Linked DNA regions of Homo sapiens: region 1 is linked to region 2. Evidence: chromatin contacts called from ENCODE Hi-C data. All regions are on one chromosome and are shown on one strand. Each heading gives the region's core, a stretch centred on a gene start or an enhancer-like site at or near the end of the contact. The rest is flanking DNA. Distances are from core to core; before and after follow the strand shown. Region 1 has its middle 63 kb from the start of WAPL-DT. Region 2 overlaps GRID1 (glutamate ionotropic receptor delta type subunit 1).

Evidence for each region. A loop is a pair of places that touch in the nucleus more often than their neighbours do. Pooled maps may share reads with other maps.
Region 1: a map with no recorded cell type shows a loop between it and region 2 (11-fold over the local background). The contact joins two enhancer-like sites. A Hi-C loop is called at or near these places in 3 of 37 single-sample maps with no recorded cell type and 3 of 50 pooled maps.

What each region holds. Positions count from the first base shown.
Region 1 is chr10:86,584,070-86,586,769 of GRCh38, reverse strand. No RefSeq gene overlaps it. Among named protein-coding and RNA genes, the nearest start is that of WAPL-DT, 63 kb to the right of the region's middle. RefSeq lists enhancers at 1,238-1,297, 1,539-2,040. Within about 2 kb of position 1,414, at least 5 of the 41 ENCODE cell types and tissues checked have a DNase peak (open chromatin) inside an H3K27ac peak, as active enhancers do.
Region 2 is chr10:86,177,292-86,179,991 of GRCh38, reverse strand. All of the region lies in intron 3 of GRID1 (glutamate ionotropic receptor delta type subunit 1), which reads left to right. Among named protein-coding and RNA genes, the nearest start is that of MIR346, 86 kb to the left of the region's middle. RefSeq lists enhancers at 455-954, 955-1,456. Within about 2 kb of position 1,410, at least 2 of the 41 ENCODE cell types and tissues checked have a DNase peak (open chromatin) inside an H3K27ac peak, as active enhancers do.

The sequences.
Region 1 (2,700 bases), core at 165-2,664, 410 kb before region 2:
TTTGTTGGCTGGACACAGGATGCAAATGCTGAAAGCTCACTTTGTGTCCCTGCCACTCTCCCCGCCCACTGTCCATCTCCTCTAGTGTGTAGTGGTGGCCCTATCCCCTTTTGGCACAGCTGGGGCCCCCTTTCTGTTCTCCATCTGAATCCAGGCCTGAGGCATCTCTGCTCCCTGGCATCACCCTGTAATAGACACATCCTTCCTAGGAACACAGGATCCTCTCCTCCCTTCCCCATGCCCCAGGGCTGCTCCTCTGCTCCCAGGCCAACTGCACTCCTTCTCTGGAACACAGCTCTTATCTATCTCCCAGAACAAGGAAGTTTCATCCTGTAACTAAGTCTTGCCAATCCGAGGAAAAGGCTTGAGGGTAGGAATGGTTCAGAGAAGAAAAACTAGGCCATCCTCTGAGATCAGGAGTCCTGAGGTCCCAGGAGGATCAGAGCAGCCTTGTAACAGTCTAGTGCAACTCCTTTGACTTACTAATGGGGAAACTGAGGCCCAGAAAAGGGTGGGACATGCCCACGGCCACACAGTGAGAAAGTGTCAGGCAGGACTGGGATGGAGGTCTTCTCATGCCAGACCCTATGTGCTTCACCCTGACTCCCTCTGCTAAGACCCAATCAAAGGCTGGCTGTTCCTATGCATTGCATAGATGCAGTACTTTTAAGTTTTTGCCACAGACCAGCCTGTGAGGATAAAATGGATCAGACATGCCCCTTGCCTCCAGCAGTGTTGTTCTCTAAGGAATAATAATACAAACTAGGACTGGGCGGGGTGGCTCATGCCTGTAATCCCAGAACTTTGGGAGTCCGAGGTGAGAGGATTGCTTGAGCCCAGGAGTTCAAGACCAGCCTGGGCAACATAGGGATACCTCTGTCTCTACAAAAAAAAAGGACAGGGAGAGAAACCGCATGAGCCTCAAGCAGATACCGCAATACATGGAGCCCACAAAGGCACTGGCTGTGTTTCTCTGCCATTTCAACCCCATTTGGACCTTAGTTGTGGCATGCAGGAGGGCCCTGCCAGGACGGTGACCCCTTACTCGCCTTCAACCCCTGCTGTAAGTAGCCCCCAGCAGGGTGTGGGGCAGAAGAGCCCTCCCCGGAGAGCTCAGTACTGCAATTCTGCCACTGGGTGGCACTGTGGTGCCTCAGGAGGGGGACCACGCCTAAAGGAAACTGCCCAGAGAAGGGGTGGCACGGGAAAAGCGTCACTTGGGCCCTCCTGTGCTGGGCAAGTTGCTTTCCATCTAGGGTTACAAAGAGGTACATGAAATAGGTCCTGCCTTCCAGGAGCCCACAGTGGAACAGTCACATGGACAACAAATTAATTGTTCCAATAATAGATGTAATTAGTTGCTCCAATAGAAGCACAAGAACAACCGGTTCCCGCTGAGGGGCCCGGGGAGGAGGCAGCAATTGAGTCTTGATGTTAGAGTGCTCAGCAGGCCATTCTAGTTCAGGCTGTCTCTCACAGTGCAGGCTCTCAGGGCACTGCGCACTTGGTTTGGGTGGGAGGTAGGGGTGGGGTGTGCCCAGGGAGGTTTGGCCCAGTCCATAGGACAGCGACCTGTAGGGAGCTGGGGGCTGGAAGCCTCTGTCAGCCACCTTCCCCAGCCAGCAGCAGGCTGAGCCTCTGAGGCCAGGGCCTTTGGTGTGGCTATCCTGGGTTGCTCTGTCTCCATTAAAGCACTTAGCTAAGGGACATGGAGGAGAGACACTGGTGTTAGGACAACCAGAACACTGGGAAGTCTTCCAGTGCCAAAGAAAGACAACTGGCCTCCTGTCCTCTTGCTGTGCCTTCTGGCCTCAAGTCCACATGACCTTGGCCTGGGTACGGCAGCCCTCAGGGCTCAGTGACTACATCTGTAAAAAGGGTCTTCTGTCTAAACAAATATATTGAGAAATGAAAAAGTTTAAAGGACCTCTTTTGACTGACCTGAAGGCACACCCTGTGTCCTGCAGGTGTGGGGGACACCTGGGAGAGAAGGACTCTCCTCTGCCGGCTTCAGGTTGTGGCTGGGCCCAGTGGAAAGCCAGAATACATCTCTGTCCTTGGAACACAATTCATCCTCCACAGCTTCTGTAAAATCTGATGGGCTGAGCTTTGCAGCAGGGAAGTGATTTAATACCTAGTAGATACATTTTCATTAAATTTTTGAAGATGGAGCAAAGCCTCTAGTTTTCAAATTTTCTGTGCAGAAGTTAACCCATTATGGTGTTGAAACCCACATCCGCACCGTAAAACTAAAATCTTCTTCTCAAAACAAAGCACAATATATCACCCTGTAATAGACACATCCTTCCTAGGAACACAGGATCCTCTCCTCCCTTCCCCGTGCCCCAGGGCTGCTCCTCTGCTCCCAGGGCTGCTCCTCTGCTCCCAGGCCAACTGCACTCCTTCTCTGGAACACAGCTCTTATCTATCTCCCAGAACAAGGAAGTTTCATCCTGTAACTAAGTCAATCCAACTAAGGAGATGGATTGACTGAGGTTTGCAACTAGGGGCTTCAAGCTTGCCCAGGAGATGAGCAAAGGGTTGGCCGGACCGTTGCTCGCACACCCATCACCAGTAGGGTGCACCTCTTTTCTCCTCCCAGGTCCTCACTGGTGAGGCTGCAAGCCAGGGCTGGGTGTGGCATTTCAAGCAGATACTCTGCACCTCCTTTTGTCATTTACAAGTGATGCTGGTGACAGG
Region 2 (2,700 bases), core at 161-2,660:
GGGATTCAGACCCTTCTGCGTCTTTCTGGACTCATTCTTTGGCTCCCTCCCGCCCATGTGCAGCATGGGATTCAGACTGAGGTGTGTGTGTAATAAATGTGGGCCTCCTCTTCTCTCCACTTTACGGGGGAAGATGGGCTTCCTCATGACCCTCTGGAGGATGCCCTGGGGAGGATCATGTTGTGGTGGTGTTTCATTGTTAGACCTCCCTGGATTGAAGTAGCTGAAATCCTAGCCGACGTTTATGTGTATTTAGACATGATGCACTGGTTTGGGCTAGGAGAGTCATTGTGATTGATTGGCTGTGGCCCTGAGGTTCGTACAGATGTTCCCATAGAGGGTAGGACACTGTCCCGTGGCCAGTTGGAGCAGTGACTGGGGACCCAGGGAGCAGAAGGGGACTTGAGGCCCCACAAACTGTCAGAGAAAATGAAATGCAGTTCTCTGTGGCTTTCCACTTGCAAATTGTGTGACCTTGGACAAGTAAGTAGAACTGTCTGAGCCATAGTTTCCGTCCTTGAAAGCTGGGATGGAAGTGACTCCCTGCTGGGGTCGTGGAGGACCAGAGGAGGTCACCTCAGTGAAGCTGCCTGGCACGCCATCGGGGAGAGCCTCAGAGAAATTTGAATGAGTAAATGTCTGGCTGATCCCAGGAGAGCAAGGAGAAAGATGGAGGGAGGGGAAGAGGGAGGAGGGCTGCAGTCCGGGGCTGGGGCATGGGTGGGGGCTGCTGTGAGACAAGCCTGGCCAGTCTGGCTTTGTGAGCTGGTGGCAGGAAGAGGAAGGTAGCTGGGCTTGCTTTGGGAATGTGTGTGCTGTGGGCCCCAGTGGAGGCCCGGGAACTTAGCCTGTGTACTGTCTTGGGGGGATTTCTCCCTTCTGGGTGGGGATTGGGTCTGGAGCCTGGAAACACCTTTGGTCTGATGACCTAAGCCCCAGGCATTCCATCCCATCCTTGGCTCAGGCTAGGCTGGGACCTGGGATGGCTCCAGTCCCAGCTCTCCTATTAGCCCCAGGAGTGTGCAGCTGGGGCAAGGCCTGAGGGTAAACCAGACCCTCCAGCCTCTGCAATGCCTGCCCAAGGTCAAGGCTCTTGGCTCAAAGCGACAGAGAAAATTCTCCCCATCAGGAAACACTCTAAGGCTTCCCTGGACATGGCACTGGCTTTGAGGGTCTCTGGGCTAAATGGTCTCACTCCGAATCAAGCAGGGAGGCCGGGGAGAAACCATGGGTTCAGGGAGGGGAGTGAAATCAGAGCCTCTCAAAGGCAGAAAGGGCCAGGAGGCCTGGAGGTGGCTCCCAGGGTCTGATGCATGGAAATGAGGAGTCGCTTAGTTTAAGGAGACCGTAGTTCTCTGTGTGTAGAACGCCCCGGGGTGGATGCACGAGCCGCCTGCTGGTCATCTGGAGGTGGCGCATGGGCTCTCTTGTGCCTGTCCCCTGTGGCAGAGGCCCTTCCTGGGCCTAACACCCTCATGAAATGGCCTATGAGCTTGAACCTGGGCCTGAATGTCCTCACTAATAACCCAGCACCGTTTGCCAAAAATCAGGCCAGGTTGCCTCTGGAGAGCCTGTTAACTGAGTGACTTGCTGTCACCCAGCCTTGCTTCTTCTCCCCCTGTCCTCCCTCCACTGCTCCCGCTTTTGTGTGCAAATAGGCAGGCAGGGGAAGGTTTGGGGCTGTGTCCAAAAGAAGGGCACGATGGATATAAAACGTAAGAAAAAAAATGCTCAATAATTTGGTCATCTGGAAAATCAGCCAGAGGTCATTTGGGAGACAAGTGATTTTGTGACCTGGTTTCTGGTGAGTTGGCCACTAGGAGAACTGCTCACTCGAAGATTTTGTCACTTGGGGAACTGACTTTGGAGATTTGGTTTTTGTGGAGTGGAGCTGATTTCTGAAGTGAAATCTCAGCACAGAGGTTTACAGGAAGCCAGAGTCCTCCTCACTTGAAAACTCACACCTCACCCCTGGTGCCCCTCAAGGCTGTGTCTCGGCTTTGTCCCCACGGAGGGGAGCATAGTATGTTCTTCACGGTGGTGGACTGGGATCTCTTTGTCTCACTGTCTCTCCGTCTCTTTTACACACATACTGGAGCCTTTGTTTCTGTCTCTTTCATGCACACACACACACATACACTGAAGTCTCTGTCTGTCTCGTGCACACACGCGTGCATACGCTAAAGTCTCTATTTCTGTTTCTCTGTAATGCATGCACACACAGGCACACACACGCACGCACACACTGTCTCGCTCATGCACATATACACACACTGGAATCTCTCTCTGCCTCTGTCTCTTTCTCTCATACACACCAAATGGATCTCTGTCTCTCACACACACATGCATACACATGCTAAAGTCTCTTTCTCTGTGTCATGCATGTGCACACACACACTGTCTCTGTCTCATGCACATACACACATACTGGAATCTGTCTGTTTTTCTCATGCATGCACACACACACCAAAATCTCTGTCTCTCTCATGCACACATGCATGCACACGCTAAAGCTTCTGTCTCTCTCTCTGTAATGCATGCACCCACCCCCCCATACACAGTCTCTGTCTCTCATGCACATATGCACACACTGGGATCTCTCTCTGTCTCTCTCTCTCTCTCTCCTGCCTGAAGCCTCCAGAGAAGTAAGTTGAATGTTGAGCAGGGTTTTCCCACGGGGTGGCTCAGAAGCAGCCGTAA